2 separate regions of the Homo sapiens genome follow, and region 2 is linked to region 1. Evidence: read pairs that join two places in POLR2A ChIA-PET (ENCODE). Cell type or tissue: PC-3. All regions are shown on one strand. Each heading gives the region's core, and the rest is flanking DNA. Links, peaks and the distances in the headings are about the cores only. Region 1 overlaps NUTF2 (nuclear transport factor 2). Region 2 overlaps CDH1 (cadherin 1).

Region 1 (11,144 bases), core at 1,425-9,424:
CAGTGATGCCATCTCATCTCCCTGTAGCCTTGACCTCCAGGACTCAAGCAATCCTCCCACTTCAACCTCCCAAGGAGCTGAGACTCCAGGCAAGCACCACCACGTCTGGCTGCTTTTTGTGTTTTCTGTAGAGACCAGGCTTCACCATATTGCTCAGGCTGGTCTCAAACTCCTGAGCTCAAGTGATCCACCCAGCTTGGCCTCCCAAAGTGCTGGGATTACAGGCGTGCACCACCATAACTGGCCTGTGATAACTTTCTGATACAAAAACTCCTTGACTGAAGTGGTGGTGGAAGGAAATGGGGTGGAGGGATAAAGGAAGAGAAAGACCCTTTGGCCTGGTAGGGCAGAGAAGAGTGGGGAAGAGTAAGCTCTCTGAGGAATAGGACACATCAGGGGCTCCCAGAAAATGACAAGGAACCTTCAAAACTATGTGGGATTGAGGCCTGCTTCACTGTCTTGTGTTTATTTCCAAGTAGTGATCACAACAGCCACATAGTCAGAATCCACTGTCATCCAGTGATGTCGCTGGGTCTTGCCCTAAGCTCACCTGGTACATCAGTGCTGACACTGGGTCCTCTGGTCAAGGCCCGTCTCTTTTTTCTGCTAACTCTGCATCCCTGAGCTCTAAACCACAAAGCTGACCATGCTCCTCCCCTACAAACACCCTTGCTTTTGGCTTAAAGGCCAAACTCCCTAAGCTCCACAGGTGGCCATCCACCCTCATCCCCATCTCCCTAAGCCATTCCCTCCTACCTCGATCCAGCTACATACAGACACAACAGAACCTACCGAGAGCCTGCTCACCATGTTTTGTACACAGGAAAGTCCCCTCCTGCGATCCCCACCCTTCCCACGGGAGGCAACACTCTTGAGTCCAAAAAAAGAAGCAAGAGTGCAGAGCCCCCATCCTATCCCCATGCAACATGAGGGAGGGGTCCAGGCCAGGCTGGAAGATGTTCCCCAGAATAGCCAGCAAGCTCTGATCTTGTTTCTAACACATTTACTGTGCAAGTAACAGGCTGGAAACAAAAAAGCCCGGGCTCAGAGGCAGCCTCACATTAGACTGGGGACTGACCATCATGACAGCTTCTCCTACAGCTCTTGTGAGAGGGCCGCTGACCACACCATCTCCTGCTTCACCCCAACAGTCCGCAGGCTGAGGCCAGGCTCCTTGAGGAGCAGAAAAGACTCTGATGACCTCTCACCCACTGAACACCAGCCTTCACTGACCCTTAGGTCTCTGTGAGTGCAAAGACCCTCCAAGAATGTCTCAGCAACTGTGGCCCTCTCCCAACACATTTGCACAGAGGTAGAGATGCCCCAGCCTTGTGAATAATTTTCAACTGTTCAGCCATAGATCCCAGGTTAAAACCTCTGACCCAGGAGATCCCGTTAGACAACAGAAAAACTCCATTTTTATCTTCCAATTTTAAGTGTTTCCAAGAACAAAACTCAAAATAACTGTCTGGCTGTGAACACTTCATTTTCACTAATGCATATGAGGCACAGAAATGTGCAAAGAGCTTATGTGCACTTGTTTGTAACCACACCCTGTGAGTCAACCCCCTTGTTAGAGATGACCAAAAGGAGATTCAGCGAGGTTAGCCAACTCCAACTCGCTCTAGGTCAGCAGCTGATAGGTGGTGGAATTGGACTGACCAGATTTGGAGGCCTCTCCAGAGTCAGGACTTCTAGTGACAACGTGGGCCTGGAGACAAGAACAGACTACATCAGTGAGAGCACTCCTCTGAGCCTGGCTCTCTCAGAAAGGGGCAAGGCAGTCCTGAACCAGGGCTTCCACCTCCAAACAAAGGCCTCAGGCAGAAGAGTTCCACATCAAACCTAGAGTCCAAACAACAGGAGTTTTCATGGAGGATGATGTCAGCTTTCTCAAACCTTCGAGGTCACAACCCTGTTCTACCATCTCAGCAAAGCAGACAGAGCAGACAGAGATCCTAGCCTGAGGCAGGAGAGTGATCGAGAAGACGCTATCACTCCTTCCAGACTGGCACACAGAAAGATTCTCATGTGTCTGCTGAAGCCCACAGGGAATGCCAGCAGATTTGCATGGCCTACAGTGAGGGCCCCAAAATTGGTACCAGTCGTGGCTATCCTCCACACATGCTATCACGGAGGCCAAAAACACAGCCTTGAGGCACAGCCTGGAAAGGACTCCTCCAACAGGGAAACTGATAGCCAACATGGCTTAAACCCCTCAGGCCCAAGGCTGGGCATAGTAGCTCACATCTGTAATCTCAGCACTTTGGGAGGCCCACGCAGGAGGATCACTTGAGTCCAGGAGTTCCAGACCAGCCTCAGCAACAAAGCCCCATATCTACAAAAAATTTTAAAAATTAGCCGGGCATGGTGGTTCACTCCTTTAGTCTCAGCTACTCAGGAGGCTGAGGTGGGAAGATCACCTGAGCCTGGGAGGTCCAGGCTACAGTGAGCTGTGAACTTACCACTGCAATCCACCCTGAGTGACAGGGCAAGACTCTGCCTCAGAACAAACAAAAAGGCTGGGCATGATGGCTCACACCTGTAATTCCAGCACTTTGGGAGGCCAAGGTGGGCGGATCACAGGGTCAGGAGATCAAGACCATCCTGGCTAACATGGTGAAACCCCGTCTCTACTAAAAATACAAAAAATTAGCTGGGCGTGGTGGCAGACACCTGTAGTCCCAGCTACTTGGGAGGCTGAGGCAGCAGAATGGCGTGAACCCAGGAGGCGGAGCTTGCAGTGAGTGGAGATTGCACCACTGCACTCCAGCCTGGGCAACACAGCCAGACTCCATCTCAAAAAAAAAGAAAAAAAAAAATAATAAAATATCTGGCCATGGTGGTGTACACCTGTAATCCCAGCTACCCGGGAGGCTGAGGCAGAATTGCTTGAACCCGAGAGGTGGAGGCTGCAGTGAGCTAAGAACGACCCACGGCATTCTAGCCTGGGTGACAGAGTGAGGCTCCATCTCCAAAAAAAAAAAAAAAAAAAAAAAAAAAGGCCTGGCGCAGTGGCTCACGCCTGTAATTTCAACATTTTGGGAGGCCAAGGCGGGTGGATCACCTGAGGTCAGGAGTTCCAGACCAGCCTGGGCACAACATGGTGAAACCCCATCTCTACTAAAAATACAAAAATCAGGTCAGGCGCGGTGGCTCACGCCTCTAATCCCAGGACTTTGGGAGGCTGAGGCGGGTGGATCACCTGAGGTCGAGAGTTCCAGACAAGCCTGGCCAACATAGAGAAATCCCGTCTCTACTAAAAATACAAAAAATTAGCTGGGCATGGTGGCAGCTAATTTTTCCCTGTAATCCCAGCTACTCAGGAGGTTGAGGCAGGAGAATCGCTTGAACCCGGGAGGCAGAGGTTGCGGTGAACCGAGATTGTGCCATTGCACTCTAGCCTGGGCAACAAGAGCAAAATTCCACCTCAAAAAAAAAAAAAAAAATCATCAGCTGGGTGTGGTGGCATGCACCTGTAATCCCGGCTACTTGGGAGGCTAAGGCAGGAGAACTGCTTGAACCTGAGAGGTGGAGGTTGCAGTGTGCTGAGAACACCCCACTGCACTCCAGCCTGGGCAACAGAGTGAGACTCCATCTCAACAAACAAACAAAAACAAACCCTCGGAGCCAGAGTGTAAAAAGCGTCTTGCGGGTGTGGTGGCTCACACCTGTAATCATGACTGTAATCCCTCGGACACTTTGGGAGTCCAAGGCAGGAGGACTGCTTAAGCCCAGCAGTTCAAGACCAGCCTGGACAACATAGTGAGACCTCATGTCTACAGGAAAAAAAAAAAAGCTGGACATAGTGGAATATGCCTGTAGCCCCAGTTACTCGGGAGGCTGAGGTAGGAGGATGGCTTGAGCCAGGGAGGTCCAGACTGGGCAACACAGTGAGATCTTGTCTCAAAAAAAAAAAAAAAAGTGTCCTGAAGGCAGAGCAGCAGCAACCAGACAGGAAGACACTGCTGGGTGTCAGTCCTTCTGGAAGTCCCCCGATTTTATGGTCTGAGGAGGGGTGCTACTATGTATTCTGTCCCATGGCACCTGGAACAAAGTCTCAACCACTTATCCTGTCCTAGGTGACCTGGCCCTCCTGGCTGTCCAACCTCATCTCTTGCCACTCCCTCCCCTCCTCTACAGTTGCACCAGGCAATTTCCTCTATCTGGAACATGCTGAGTCTGTTCTCATCGCAGGGCTTTGTAACTGCTGCTCCTTCTATCTGGACCACTCTACTTCCTAGATCTTCGTGTGTCACATATGTGCCAGCTCGAATGTCACCTCCTCATTCACACCTTCCCTGACCCCTTAGTCTAAAGTTGCTGTCTAGTGGCCAGGTACAGTGGCTCACGCCTGTAATCCCAGCACTTTGGGAGGCTGAGCAGGCAGATCACTTGAGGTCAGGAGTTTGAAACCAGCCTGGCCAACATGGTGAAACCCCGTCTCTACTAAAAATACAAAAACTAGCCAGAAATGGTGGCATGCGCCTATAGTCCCAGCTACTCGGGAGGCTGAGGTGGTAGAATCACTTGAACCAGGGAGGCAAATATTGTAGTGAGCCGAGATCATGCCATTGCACTCCAGCCTGGGCGACAGAGTGAGATTCGGTCTCAATTAAAATAAATAAATAATAAAGTAGCTGTCTGATTACCCATTTTGCCTCCTGTATTGTTTTCTTAGCACTTATCACTGCATGACATTGTCACAGTTTGGTATTTGTTTACGGTCTATCTCCCTGACAAAGCACCCCTAGTCATCCCTGTTCCCATGGTACCTGGCCCAGCCCTCAAACAAACTATTTGTTGACTAAGTGCATGAGTGTGTCAGAGCCTGGGCTGAGAGGCCAGCCCTTCTTCTCTGGAGGAGGAGTAAGTTCTGGGCAAACTCCACTCAAGTGGCCTACTGACCCACTTCCCCTCCACCCACACCTTCTGTCCAAGCTGTGAGGAAACAATTATTTGTTGTCCACCCAGCTATCTGTCTATGGCATGTGGCAATTGGGGCTTGGCCCCAATACTCTCTCATTCCCAAGGTCCTAGTGAGAGACAGCTGTGGCTAAACAGCAGGCACAGCCACACCCTCAAAGACCTGGCCTCTAGCCTGCTCCACTTCTCCCTTGTTATTTGACCCTTTGACTCTGTCCCATCATTAGTAATTGTAGGATGTTAGGAGGTAATGAATGGGGTATGGAGCAGGACCCAGCTGTAAGGAGTCAGTATGGGTTCCTAGGTGAATACTAGGTCAACAGCTAGGAAGAAGGTAGGTATCTCGCCCACACCATGGAGATGGCCTAGAATCAGGAATGGAAACTGCCTGGCCCGCCACTCCCCTGGCTGAAGGATGGAGTGCAATCAGCCCAGATGGCTGGCCAAGACAGAATCCTTTCCTGGGGCTGTCACCTGAGGTCTAGGTGCCCACAGCACCCTAAGGGCCCCTTCCTCCTCTTCTGCCTGCAGGGAGGGTTCTAGAGCCACTGGGCTTCCCTGACTGGCCCAGCTGAATCCCGAGACCTGCATTCTGGTCTCTGCTCTGCACTCACTCCCTATGTAACCTCCCTTTCCCCAGTGACTGAGAAGACCTCTGGGGCCCCATTCCTTCTACACAGCTCCCATCTGTGAACTGAGCCTCAGGCCATGAACTTGATTGTCAGGTAAACATGGACTTGGCTCCCCTAATGGGGCTTGAGACCCCTAAGTGACCACTCCTGTGGCCTGGCCAACACTGTTGTGACACGCTGAGACTGAGAAGAGCAGGGAATAAAGGGATGACCATGGCGTCCACAGAGTGGTGGAGGGAACACCTCCTGTGAGTCAAACACTTCTGTATTCTCTCACTTGAGTCTCACAACAAGCCCTGTGAAGCTGGTATGATTATCTTCACTTTATAGACAAGGAAACAAAGACTCCAAGAGGTTAAGAAAGAATTTAAGACCACAAAAGGCCACTGGCATAGCCAGCATTAGAATGTCCACAAAACTGGCCGAGATGGGGCCGGGCACAGTGGCTCATGCCTGTAAACCCAGCACTTTGGGAGGCCAAGGCAAGTAGATCACCTAAGGTCAGGAGTTTGAGACCAGCCTGGCCAACATGATGAAACCCCATCCCTATAAAAAATACAAAAAATTGGCCATGTGTGGTGGCAGGCGCCTGTAATCCCAGCTACTCCGCATGCTGAGGCAGGATAATTGCTTGAACCCAGGAGGCAGAGGTTGCAGTGAGCCAGGATCACGCCACTGCACTCCAGCCTGGGCAACGAGAGCAAAACTCCGACTCAAAAAGGAAAACAAAAGCAAAAAAAAAAAAAAACTGGGCCAGGGATGGTGGCTCACGCCTGTAATCCCAGCACTTTGGGAGGCCGAGGCAGGTGGATCATGAAGTCAGGAATTCAAGACCAGCCTGGCCAAGATGGTGAAACCCTGTCTCTATTAAAAATATAAAAATTTGCCAGGCGTGGTGGTGGGTGCCTGTAATCCCAGCTACTCAGGAGGCTGAGGCAGAGAATTGCTTGAACCTGGGAGGTGGAGGTTGCAGTGAGCTGAGATCACACCACGGCACTCCAGCCTAGGCGACAGAGCGAGACTGTCTCAAAAAACAACAACAACAAAAAAAAACTGGCCGAGATGCAAACAGCTGAGAGCCAATGTGGAGTAGCAGAAAGCACCTAAGTGACAAAATCAGGTGTTACAAGAACATGTCCATACACCTGTCCACCTTCTTCAGGGACGTCCAGATTGGCCACATCGTAACAGTGGGTGAGTGCCGGCCCCTGAGCAAGACAGTACGCTTCAACGTGCTCAAGGTCACCAAGGCCGCTGGCACCAAGAAGCAGTTCCAGAAGTTCTGAGGCTGGACATCTGCCCACTCCCCGCAATGAAATAAAGTTATTCTCATTTCCCCCATCCCCCCCCCCCGCCAAAAAAAAATCGGGTGGCAAGGAATGCAGCCCAGGCCTTGTCTTCCCCTATGAAATCAGCAAGCTCCATGGAGCCTCAGAATGGAAGAACCTGAGCACCTACTCAGCAGGTCAAAGCAGCTTTACACCTTAGGACAACTGAGAATTTGCATTCTCCTAGTCCTGAAACCACCTGCAAGTGGAACCAGTATCTCCACACAGAGCTCTTTCCTGGGGCAGCAAGCTTTCCAGTTTCTGCCCTCGGGAGACCCACTGGCTCTGATGGAATCATTCGAGACTTTAAGAAACAAACATTCCAAAATTCCCCCAGTTTACTGAGGACACTGGGACAAACAGCCCTCAGTTCCCAGGTACCCCAGAAACCCCTCTCTAATAAGGGTTCCCTATCCCCATAGCAGCCCTGTCTCCAGCCTGGGGGCTTAAGGAGCTGGCACACAGCAGGTACAGCAACAAATGAGTAACGCCCCAGACAATGAAAAGAAGTTCTTGGCCACTGGTCAGCCAGCAGTAGGAGCCCTGTGGCCCCTAGGCAGGCCACCCTGGGCCTCGTGTCCCTCTCCCTTGGCCACTAAGACACGTTCCCAGCCAAACCCAGACCCAAGCAAAGCATTCTGCCCAGGAGGGCACACTCCAGCTGATAGGGTGAGGAAAAAGAGGGTGAATAATATCACATGACCTAAGTCACTCCAAGGATAATCCATACACTGCTGGCTCCCCGAGGGAGGGACTCAAGAATTCCTGCCATATATGATCAAAGGAAGAGAGAATCACAGAATCACAAAGCCAGGAAAGGGGTAGCCAACTCAAACTGAACTGCAAACACACAAACATCATTCTCAAATGCCCTATCAAAACATTAATTAAAAAAAAAAACAAACCAGCACCCAGCACAAGGTTCGGCTCAACCTCAGCTTAAAGAAATCCTGCCCAACTTTTTTTTTTAAAGACAGAGATCTCCCTTTGTCGCCCAGGCTGGAGTGCAGTGGCGCGATCTTGGCTCACCGCAACCTCCGCCTCCCAGGTTCAAGCAATTCTCTTGCCTCCCGTGTAGCTGGGATTACAGGTACCTGCCACCATGCCCTGCTAATTTTTTGGAATCTTGGTAGAGACGGGGTTTTGCCATATTGGCCAGGTTGGTCTCAAACTCCTGACCTCAGATGATCCACCCACCTTGGCCTCCCAAAGTGCTGGGATTACAGGTGTGAGCCTCTGTGCCCGGCCAAGAAATCATGCCCAACTTTCAATGTCTATTCTGTGGAAAACTTTTAGGATTCACTCCCCTTGCCCCAAAAGGACTATTCCTCTGTCCTGGAGGCCTCAACGAAAATGGTCTGAATTGGATTCTAAAACAAGCGCTATTGGTATTTCCAAAGTCCCTGCTGTCTCCTGTTTCCCTCTGTAAGCCCCCAGGCAAGGGCCATCTGTTGAAGGAACATCCAAGGAGCCTCCCTGACCAGGTCTGCTGAACCTCCCACCTCTGTGGAGAATTCCTGTCTGGTGCCTGGGAAGATGCCCTGATGGGTACCACCACAGGAACAACTATTGGGCACTTAAAGTGACCATAGGAGGGTCTCAGTGAAAGGAGGAGAAGCCACAAACCCATGCTCCAAGCAGGGGACTAGAAGGCCTCGCACAGGCCAGGCAAGCAGTGGCTCACGCCTGTAATCCCAGCATTTTGGGAGGCCAAGGCGGGCAGACCAAGAGTTCAAGAGATCAAGATCATCCTAACCAACATGGTGAAACCCCATCTTTACTAAAAATACAAAATTTAGCTGGGCGTGGTGGCGCGTGCCTGTAGTCCCAGCTACTTGAGAGGCTGAGGCAGGAGAATTGCTTGAACCTGGAAGGCAGAGGCTGTAGTGAGCTGAGATCATGCTACTGCACTCTAGCCTAGGTGACAGAGCGAAACTCCATCTCAAAAAGAAGGCCATGCACAACAGGCCAGGCGTGGTGGCTGTTCCCTATAATCCCAGTACTTGGGAGGTTGAGGCAGGAGGATCACCTGAGCTCAAGAGTTCTGAGACCAGCCTGGGCAACACAGTGAGATCCCGTCTCTACAAGAAGTTGTAAAACTTGGCTGGGCACAGTGGCTCACATCTGTAATCCCAGGACTTTGGGAGGCTGAGGCAGGAGGATTGCTTGAGCCCAGAGTTCAAGACCAGCCTGGGCAAGATAGTGAGACTTTTGTCTCCACAAAAACTAAAAAATAGAATATAAAAATTAGCAGGTGTGGCCAGGCACAATGGCTCATGCCTGGAATCCCAGCACTTTGGAAGGCTGAGTGGGCAGATCACAAAGTCAGGAGTTCGAGACCAGCCTGGCCAATATGATGAAACCCTGTCTCTACTAAAAATACAAAAATTAGCCAAGCATGGTGGCAGGAGCCAGTAGTCCCAACTACTTGGGAGGCTAAGGCAGGAGAATCTCTTGAACCCAGAAGGTGGAGGATGCTGTGAGCCGAGATCGTGCCACTGCACTCCAGCCTGGGAGACAGAGTGAGACTCCGTCTCAGAAATAATAATAATAATTAGCCAAGCGTGATGGTGCGCACCTGTAGTCCCAGCTACTCAGGAGGCTGAGGTGGGAGGACTGCTTGAGCCCAGGAGGTCAAGGCTGCAGTGACCTGAGATGGCACCAACTGCACTTTAGCAGTGCCACAATCACAGCTCACTGCAGACTTGAACTTCTGGGCTGAAGTGATCCTCTTGCCTCACCTCCCAAGTAGCTGGGACTACAGGCACCCACCACCATACCTGGCTGGTTTCTATTTATTTAATTTATTTTAAAGACAGGGTCTCACTGTTGGTAAAAGAGTGAGACCTTATCTCATTAAAATAAAATAAAATAAAATAAAAAGGCTGCTGATGTACCCTAAGAAAAACTTTAAAAAGAAAGAAAAAAAGGGCCGGGAGCGGTGGCTCATGCCTGTAATCCCAGCACTTTGGGAGGCCAAGGTGGGTGGATCACCTGAGTGAGGTCGGGAGTTCGAGACCAGCCTGACCAACATGGAGAAACCCCATCTCTACTAAAAATACAAAATTAGCCAGGCGTGGTGGCACATGCCTGTAATCCCAGCTACTAGGGAGGCTGAGGCAAGAGAATCGCTAGAACCCAGGAGGCAGAGGTTGCAGTGAGCCGAGATCACGCCATTGCACTCCAGCCTGGGCAATAAGAGCGAAACTCTGTCTCAAAAAATAAAAAAATAAAGAAATAAAATAAAGAAAAAAAGGCCAGGCATGGTGGCTCAAGCTTATAATCCCAGCACTTTGGGAAGCTGAGGTGGGCGGATCGCCTGAGGTCAGGAGTTTGAGACCAGCCTGGCCAACATGGCAAAACCCCATCTCTACTAGAAATATTAAAATTAGCCGGATTATACCGGCAGGCGGGTATAATCCCAGCCACTCGGAAGGTTGACACAGGAGAATTGCTTGAACCCGGAGGGCGGGGGTTGCAGTGAGCCGAGACTGCGACACTGCACTTGAGCCTGGGCAAGAGTGACACTTCACTCCAGCCTGGGTGAAAAAAAAAAAAAAAGAAAAAAAGATAATAGTGTTTTGTTAAGGGAAACCTAGCCTTTTTTTTGGAGACAGGGTCTTGCTAGAGTGTCCCCAGGCTACAGTGCAGTGGCATGATCATAGCTCACGGTTCCTTGACCTCCTGCAGCCTCTTGAGCAGCTGGAACTACAGGTATACAACACCACAACCACACTGGCTATTTTTTTATTTTTCTTTTGTAGAAATGGGTATTGCTATGTTGACAAGGCTAGTTTTGAACTCCTGGCCTCAAGCAATGCTCCAGCTTCAGAGCTGGTGCTGAATCCTAGAATTTTTGATATAAGGTGGCTTCTAGTTATGAATTTTTTTTTTTCAAGATGGAGTTTCGCTGTTGTTGCCCAGGCTGGAGCGCAATGGCACAGTCTCAGCTCACTGCAAGCTCCGCCTCCCAGGTTCAAGCGAGTCTCCTGCCTCAGCCTCCTGAGTAGCTGGGATTACAGGCATGCACCACCACGCTCAGCTAATTTTCATATTTTTAGTAGAGACAGGGTTTTTCCATGTTGGTAAGGCTGGTTTTGAACTCCTGACCTCAAGTAATCCACCCACCTCAGCCTCCCAAAGTGCTGGGATTACAGGCGTGAGCCACTGCGCCCAGACTTGTTCTGAAATTTGAAAATTCTGTGTCTCCAGGGTGGAAACATCACACACCGGGGCCTGTCCTGGGGCGGGGGTAGCG
Region 2 (8,928 bases), core at 906-8,905, 950 kb before region 1:
CCCATTTCCCACACGAGGACCAGGGCATCAGGCCTAGAGATGAAGATGCGGGCCTGAAAAACTCTTATTCCATGCCGGGTGAAACTTGCTCTGGTCCTTTTAGTCTAGCATTTCCCCCAGATATTTCTGAATTTGGCATCAATATATGACTTCCTGGCCAGGCATAGTGGTTCATGTAATCTCAGCACTTTGGGAGGCCGAGGTGGGCAGATTGCTTGAGCTCAAGATTTCAAGACCAGCCTGGGCAACATAGCAAGATCTTGTTTCTACAAAAAATACAAAAATTAACTGGGTGTGGTGGCCTGCGCCTTTAGTCTCAGCTACTCAGGAAGATGGGGTGGGAGTGTCGCTTGGGCCCAGAAGGTCCAGGCTGCAGTGAGCTAAGATTGTACCACTGCATTCCAGCTTGAGTGACACAGGTAGACTCGGTCTCAAAAAAACAAAAATCCAAAACAAAAACAAATGACCTCTTGTAGGCCGGGTGCAGTGGCTCCCTCCTGTAATCCCAGCACTTTGGGAGGCCAAGTAGGGTGAATCGCCTGAGGTCAGGAGTTTGAGACCACTCTGGCCAACATGGTAAAACCTCATCTCTAATAAAAACGCAAAAAATTAGCTGGGCATGATGGCAGCTGCCTATAATCCAGCTACTCGGGAGGTTGAAGCAGGAGAATCACTTGAACCCGGGAAGTGGAGGTTGTGGTTCCAGCCTGGGTGACAGAGTGAAACCCTATCTCAAAAAAAAAAAAAAAAGACCTCTTGGTTTTCCTAAGCTCTTGCTGCTGCCAAGCCCAAGAAATGGGTTTTGCTCCCTTATATCATCACTGTCCTGTTCCTTTAGGTCAGGGACTTCCAGCCCCAAGAACAGGTTGACATCTTGGGTCTAAATTTGTCCTGGTTGTATGAGGATGCATGCGGATTCTCCTTCCTTTCTTCCTGACAAGGAGAAAAATTAACAACCCCAAACTGTCCCACGTTCTCCCATCACTTCTCCTTAGCAACAGGTCAAGAGGTGTCAAGTTAAGCTCCTCATGTGTTCAGAGCCTCTGATCTGCGGATCCAGCATGGGTTGACCAAAAAATCCTGGGTGGATGTTACCCCGGTGTCAACAAGCTTCTAAGAGATACTTACAGTGTATGTGGCAATGCGTTCTCTATCCAGAGGCTCTGTCACCTTCAGCCATCCTGTTTCTCTTTCAATAATAAAGACACCAACAGGGGGTGTGTCAGCTCCTTGGCCAGTGATGCTGTAGAAAACCTTGCCTTCTTTGTCTTTGTTGGATTTGATCTGAAGACAAAATGAAAGAAAAAGAATTAGTAAAGAAGGATCCCAACACTGGGTCTTTTCCCTTTCTCTCCTTGGTACTTCTCTGCCAAATCCCTCCCAGAGAAACAGAGAACTTCTTTCTCTACCTGAACCAGGTTTTTAGGAAATGGGCCTTTTTCATTTTCTGGGCAGCTGATGGGAGGAATAACCCAGTCTCTCTTCTGTCTTCTGAGGCCAGGAGAGGAGTTGGGAAATGTGAGCAATTCTGCTTGGATTCCAGAAACGGAGGCCTAAAAGGAAAGAAGATGAGGAACAAGATAAGACAATTCAAGACGGATACTTCAGGTCTAACAGTCCAACCTAGCCAGACAGCGTCCCCAGCCTTCTGTGGGCAGTGTACAGTTTGAATTTAATGACACATTCTCTTATCAATGACAAATTATATATATCCACCAAAATGACCAATCAAAACAAAAACCAATGAGACCCTTTGCTATATCGTAAAGACTGCATTCTCTTTTTATCCTTCTTAGTGTCCAGAGCTCAAATAATCATCATGCATACACAAGTATTGGTTTCAGGGTTTGATATTATAATTTACAAGCTGTTTCAAGCCTACATAATCTCATTTTTATTTTTTTGAGACAAGATCTGGCTCTATCACTGAGGCTGGGGTACAGCGGCAAGATCTTGTCTCACTGGAACCTCTGCCTCCCAGGCTCAAGCCATCCCTCCCATCTCAGCCTCCTGAGTAGCTGGGACTACAGGTGTGCACCACCATGGCTGACTAATTTTTGTATTTTTAGTAGACGTAGGGCTTTGCCATGTTACCCAGGCTGGTCTCGAACTTGTAAGCTTAAGCAATGTGGCCTCCCAAAATGCTGGGATTACAGGCATGAGCCACCACACCCAGCCCATAATATAATTTTTAACAGCAACATTATACTCTGATGATTTAATATCAGAGCTTACTCAACAACTGAATATTTGGGTTTTCGATTTCTTTTCTTTTCTTTTTTTAAATAGAGACAGGGTCTTGCTCTGTCACCCAGGCTGGAGTGCAGTGAAGTGATCAAAGCTCACTGCAGCCTTGAACTCCTGAGCTCAGGCAAGCCTCTGACCTCAGCCTACCAAGTAGCTGGAACTACAGGCATCCACCACCATGCACCACCATGTGCACCTAATTTTTTAAATTTTTTAAATTTTTTTAGAGGCAGGGTCTTGCCATCTTGCCCAGACTGGTCTCGAACTCCTGGGCTCAAGCGATTCTCCTGCTTTGGCTTCCCAATTTGCTGGGATTACAGGTGTGAGTCACCGCACCCAGCCTCTTTTATATTTTTCTTGGGGACACAGGTCCTCAACGTGGAGTTATCCCAAAACAAGTAGATTTTGAGAACTTGTACTAAGAACTACTTTGTGATCAATATAAATCTCTTCATCTCACTGTATCATTATGTCTATATGGTTTCCATTTGTTCTAACAGAAGCTGTTGGGATGGAAGCCAAAAACACCCTTTGAGACTTGTATTGAACAGTTTTCATATGCAATAAAGATAACTTTATGCACATGCAGGGAAATAAGAGAGTTGAAAATGGAAGGAAAATATTTGCCAAATTGTTTAAGTGTTTTAAGGTGATTACTGGTAACACAGTAAAGTTTCCAGGGGAAAATTCCATCTCTCACCCTCCACATAAAAACTCACAGTCACTGATCACTGCTTGCCAAGTTTGAGTTCAGCTCTATTTTCTGGCTTTAAGATTGAAGATGCACCAGATACATGTGAGATATGACCAGGTATCATCACAGAGCCCTTCCCCAATGCTGCACACTGGCCACATGTGCACACATGCGCACACACCTATGCTCTCTGCCCTCTACATCCTGTGTTTGTCTCCTAGAGAGGCAGCCCAGCCTGCGCCAAGGGCAGGCTCTGGAGCTAGACTGCCTGGCTTTGAATCCTCATGACAGTACCTCCTTGCCCCAGGCAGATATTACTTAATTTCTCTGTATTACAGCTTCCTAATGTCTGAAATGGGGATAATATTAGAACCTATCTCATATAATTCTTGGAAGGATTAAATGAGATGCTGGTATTGCACATTTAAAGCACTGTGAATACTGCCTGAAACATAGTAAGTGCTCAATAAAGGTAATGATGGAGATGATGGTTGGACTGGTTGGAAAACACTGAGTTATGGTTTTATTGAGATTTGACCCCAGCACATGAACAAAATAAAAAACTGACCATCATCACTGTATCCTGGGCCAGGCGTGGTGGCTCACACCTGTAATCCCAGCACTTTGGGAGGCTAAGGCAGGCAGATCACTTGAGGTCAGGAGTTTGGGATCAGCTTGGCCAACGTGCCAAAACCCTGCCTCTACTAAAAATACAAAAATTAGCCGGGCATGGTGGCACACACGGGGTCCCAACTACTTGGGAGGCTGAGGCGTGAGAATTGCTTGAACCCGGGAGGCAGAGGTTGCAGTGAGCTGAGATCATGCCACTGCACTCCAGCCTGGATGACAGAGAGAGATTCTGTCTCAAAAATAAATAAATAAATAAATAAATAAATAAATAAATAAATAAATATACAAAAATTAGCCAGGCATGGTGGCATGTGCCTGTAATTCAAGCTACTCAGGAGGCTGAGGCAAGAAAATAGCTTGAATCTGGGAGGCAGAAGTTGTAGTGAGCCGAGATTGTGTCACTGCACTCCAACCTGGGAAACAGAGCGAGACTCTGTCTCAAAAACAAAAACAAAAACCAATCCCAGAAAAACCACTGTATCCTAAGCCTTAAAACAGCCACCTTGGCCAGGCCTGGTGGCTCATGCCTGTAATCCCAGCAGGCTTTTTCCTTTGGGAGGCTGAGGCGGGTGGATCACCTGAGGTGAGCTCAAGACCAGCCTGGCCAACATGGTGAAATCCTGTTTCTACTAATAATACAAAAATTAGCTGGGTGTGGTGGTGCACACCTGTAATCCCAGCTACTCAGAAGGCTGAGGCAGAAGAATTGCTTGAACCCAGGAGGTGGAGGTTGCAGTGAGCTGAGATTGTGCCATTGCACTCTAGCCTGGGTGACAAGAGTGAAACTGCATCTCAAAAAAGAAACAAAAACAAACAAACAAAACAACAACAAAAACTGGCCACCTTGCACAGCCATGGTGAGCACATGGGCACTGATGGATGAATGCAAACCCAGTTATCACAATGAAAGGAAAGGAACATGCATGCCTTGCTGACACCAGGACTGTGGAATATTTTCAGAGAATGAATAATGATGAACACTGTGCTGGCAAAACATCACACTAACATTTTCATGTGTTAAATGAAAGGGAGTCATGCCTGAAAACACTGCACGTGGAAGTGATCCCTCAGAAAAATAGGATACCAGGTGGGGCACGGTGGCTCACGCCTATAATCCCAGCACTTTGGGAGGCCAAGGCAGGTGGACTGCTTGAGGTCAGGAGTTCAAGACCAGCCTGGCCAACATGGTAAAACCCCATCTGTACTAAAAACACAAAAGGAAGGGAAATGGAAGAAGAAGAAAAGAAAAGTAAAAAGAAAAGAAAGGAAGGATGCCAGACTGAGAAAACTCACCCAAATAAGATGAAAGGACTAGAGACTAAGATCTATTCTTACACAAATTTAGAGATTTTGAGCCTGCGCAACAAAGTGAAACCCTATCTCTACAAAAAAAAAAAAAAAAAAAAAAATTAGCTGGGCATGGTGGTGCACCCTGTGGTCCCAGCTACATGGAAGATTGAGGCAGGAGGATTGCTTGAGCCTGGGAGGTCAAGGCTGCAGTGAGCTGTGTTCCCACCACTGCACTCCAGCCTGGGTGACAGAGCAAGACTCTGTCTCCAAAAAAAAAAAAAAAAAAAAAAAGATTTTGTTACCTGGATATGTTGTTTTTTAAAAAAGTTAAAAATTAATCAATATATAATGAAAGCGAGGTAAGACTGCCATCTAATTACAGTACCACCTGGTTCCAGAAGGATCCTTTGAACTATAGAGACAAACCAAGGTGAATCTCAAACCAGCTGAGGCATAATCTGCTACCTACCACCCAATATCCACTCTTTGTTTCTGATTAAAAACAAAATAAAAACCTATCTCTCCAATATATATCTCAATTTTGTAATTCTGGAATATACATTCCAGAAATGTATTCATATGAAAGACTACATTCCCTACACTGCATGTGCAGCTAGATGTGGTCATGAGGCTAAATTTTGGCCAGTGTTTCTCAAGTGTTGCTTGTGGAGAATTCCACAAAGGTTTCTTAAAAGGCAGATAGGGCCGGGCGCAGTGGCTCACACCTGTAATCCCAGCACTTTAGGAGGCCGAGGCAGGTGGATCACAAGGTCAGGAGATCGAGACCATCCTGGCTAACACGGTGAAACCCCGTCTCTACTAAAAATACAAAAAATAAGCCAGGCGTGGTGGCGGATGCCTGTAGTCTCAGCTACTCAGGAGGCTGAGGCAGGAGAATGGCATGAATCCGGGAGGTGGAGCTTGCAGTGAGCTGAGATCGCGCCACTGCACTCCAGCCTGGGTGACAGAGCGAGACTCCATCTCAAAAAAAAAAAAAAAAAAAAAAAAAAAAAGGCAGACAGATAACTAAGTAATGAATTTTTATGCTTCTCCTTTCTCCTTCTTATTGCTTAGAATAAAGACATGATTAAAAAAATAAAAAAAGACATGATGACTGGAGCTCCAGCCGCCATCTGGGATCACGAGGTCTCCTTGAGGATGAGGTCATGTGCTGAGGATGGCGGAGCAAAAAGGAAAGGGGGAACCTGGGCTCTTGATGACTATCAAGTCTCCATACTGGGCACAGCTTACCCTAGGGCTTCCTTAACTTGAGGAATAAACCACGACATAAACCACGACAATTGGAGATTTATATAACATGCACTTGAACCCAATCATGATACAGCAGACATGGAGGCAGAAACAAAGTTCAAGAGATGTGGAAGAAAAGTTGAAGACCCAAGCTCAAAACTGTCCCTGCAGCCGGGCTCAGTGGCTCAAACCTATAATCCCAGCACTTTGGGAGGCTGAGGTGGGCAGATCACTTGAGGTCAGGAGTTCGAGACCAGCCTGGCCAACATGATGAAACCCATCTCTACTAAAATCCAAAAATCAGCCAGGCATGGTGATGGGCTCCTGTATTCCCAGCTACTTGAGAGGCTGAGGCAGAAGAATTGTTTGAACCCAGGAGGCAGACGTTGCCGTGAGCCGAAATTGCACCACTGCCCTCCAGCCTGGGAGACAGAGCAAGAATCTGTCTCTAAAAAAATAAAACTGTCTCTGGATCATAAGAGGCTTCCACACACAGCTGCCTGGCAAGGACTCACTGTGCTGAGTTTTTTTCACATGAATGATGGGGACCCTTGGAGACTTTGAGTCAAGGAGCTAAGTTAATATGGTCCTATAGTATTAGATTCCTCATTTTTCTGGTCTAATTACACCAGGGAGAAAAATCAGATCGGGAGGACCATTAAGTTCCAAGAATATCAAGAGTCTTCAGCGAGAAAAGAAGATGCCAATCTTACTGGCCCTGGCACTTACAACATATTCCACACGTCCAAAGCAGTAAGCAGGACACAACCAGAATATCCCCCAGAGAGACATTTCGGTAGGAAGCACCACGGGAGCACTTGAGAAACTGGCTTCGAATAACAACCCCTAGAAACATTCCTGCCAAGAACCCAGGCAGACATCCATCCATCCTTCCATTCATGGCCAATTCATCTGTTTGTCTGTTCCTGGTATGGGCCAGACCTAAGGCCAGGCACTGCAAATACAATGGGGAAGGGTCTTGTGGAGGTTATAGTCTAATGGGGTAAGAGCTGCCCACTGGTTCTTCTCCTTCTTCACCAAGGCTCTTCTTACTGGAAGCACAAAAAGCAAAATGATCAGAGAATCCAGCTCTTGGCCAGGCGCAGTGGCTCACTCCTGTAATTCCAGCACTTTGGGAGGCTGAGGCAGGCAGATCATTTGAGGTCAGGAATTCGAGACCAGCCTGGCCAACATGGTGAAACCCTGCCTCTACTAAAAATACAAAAATTAGCCGGGTATGGTGGCGGGCGCCTGTAATCCCAGCTACTCAGGAGGTGGAGGCAGGAGGATCACTTGAACTGGGGAGGTGGAGGTTGCTGTGAGTCACGCCACTGCACTCCAGCCTGAGCCACAGAGTGAGACTACGTCTTAAAAAAAAAAGAGAGAGAGAGAGAAGAATCCAGCTCTCATTCATTCTTCTTCCCCCAAGAGGGGAGTGGTAAAGACAGCTAACAATGACTAAGTATGCCTTGCGTATTTTTAGCATTTCACATGTATTAATTAATTCCATCCTCACTGTTATCTCCATTTTACAGATAAGGAAGCTCAAGCATAGACAGGTGACGTAATTCCTCCAACATTACCCAAGTAGTAAATAGCACGGCTGAGATTCAGTCCCAGACGGTGTTCAGGCCTTTACCACTCTTCTACACTACCCGATCCCCACACCCCAAAAACTCCAGCAAGAATTATTCAGTTAGGCCAAGAGCCCTCAACTTGGGCTGATTTGTCCCCCCAGGGGCCATGGGCAACATGTGGAGATACTTTGGGTTGTCATAACTGGTGGAAGTGCTACTGGTGTCTAACCAGTTAAGGCCAGGGATGCTTGCTAAACATCCTACACAGTGCACAGGACAACCCCTACAACACAAAATCATCCAGCCCAAAATGTCAACGGTACCAAGGCTGAGAAACCTGGATTAGACAGCGCACTAAAACAACAGCGAACTTCTCAGAAAAATGCCAACATACCTGATGGGGCGGGGGGCGGTGGTGGTGCCCCACTGTATTCAGCGTGACTTTGGTGGAAAACTTTCTGTAGGTGGAGTCCCAGGCGTAGACCAAGAAATGGATCTGTGGGTTATGAAACCGTAGAGGCCTTTTGACTGTAATCACACCATCTGTGCCCACTTTGAATCGGGTGTCGAGGGAAAAATAGGCTGTCCTTTGTCGACCGGTGCAATCTTCAAAATTCACTGCAGGGCAGAAATCACAGAGATTAGGAAATTGGACAGATTAAAGACAAGAGCATTCCTTCTCCAAAGAGCGAACTTGTGGGAAGACTCCCACAAAACCAAACACAACCAAAACAAACCATAATCTGGTGACAGAACAACAAAGCTATCACCATAATGTTCTTCACAACTACAGGATGACTTCCTTGTGCTCTGATTTCTTTCTCATCTTCTTGTCAATTGAAAATATTATCTTGTCTAGAAAGTAACTTCTCGACTGGGCACAGTGTCTCATGCCTGTAACCCCAGCATTTTGGGAGGCCAAGGTGGGCAGATCACTTGAGGTCAGGAGCTTGAGACCAGCCTGGCCAACATGATGAAACCCTGTCTCTACTAAAAATACAAAAAAAAATTAGCCAGGTTTAGTGGCAGGCGCCTGTAATTGCAGCCACTTGGGAGGCTGAGGCAGGAGAATCTCTTGAACCTGTAAGGTGGAGGTTGCAGTGAGCTGAGATTGCGCCACTGCACTCCAGCCTGGGCAACAGAGCGAGACTCCATCTCAAAAAATAAATAAATAAAAGTAACTAAAACTTTAAAAAGTATTAATACTCTAAAACTGGAGAAGCTGTGGTTGAAGCATCT

Evidence for each region. ChIA-PET counts read pairs that join two places held together with the same protein. Peaks named below come from ENCODE experiments on the same cell type or tissue, not always from the same donor. Only the 100,000 strongest peaks of a DNase experiment are listed, where the experiment ranks them.
Region 2: POLR2A ChIA-PET joins it to region 1 with 7 read pairs; 1 of 35 experiments calls an interaction of 5 or more read pairs at or near these places.

The regions. Positions count from the first base shown.
Region 1 is chr16:67,851,655-67,862,798 of GRCh38, reverse strand. The region is part of intron 1 of NUTF2 (nuclear transport factor 2); the gene reads right to left. Among named protein-coding and RNA genes, the nearest start is that of CENPT, 9.5 kb to the right of the region's middle. In PC-3, for the core only: no CTCF peak of the experiment used is centred there; DNase peaks (open chromatin) are centred at 1,598 and 4,798; H3K4me3 peaks cover 92 bases; H3K27ac peaks cover 3,849 bases.
Region 2 is chr16:68,801,049-68,809,976 of GRCh38, reverse strand. It overlaps CDH1 (cadherin 1), which reads right to left. Exons shown (of 16, transcript NM_004360.5): 3 at 8,084-8,307; 4 at 1,410-1,553; 5 at 1,129-1,284. Among named protein-coding and RNA genes, the nearest start is that of TANGO6, 38 kb to the left of the region's middle. In PC-3, for the core only: no CTCF peak of the experiment used is centred there; a DNase peak (open chromatin) is centred at 7,526; H3K27ac peaks cover 1,234 bases.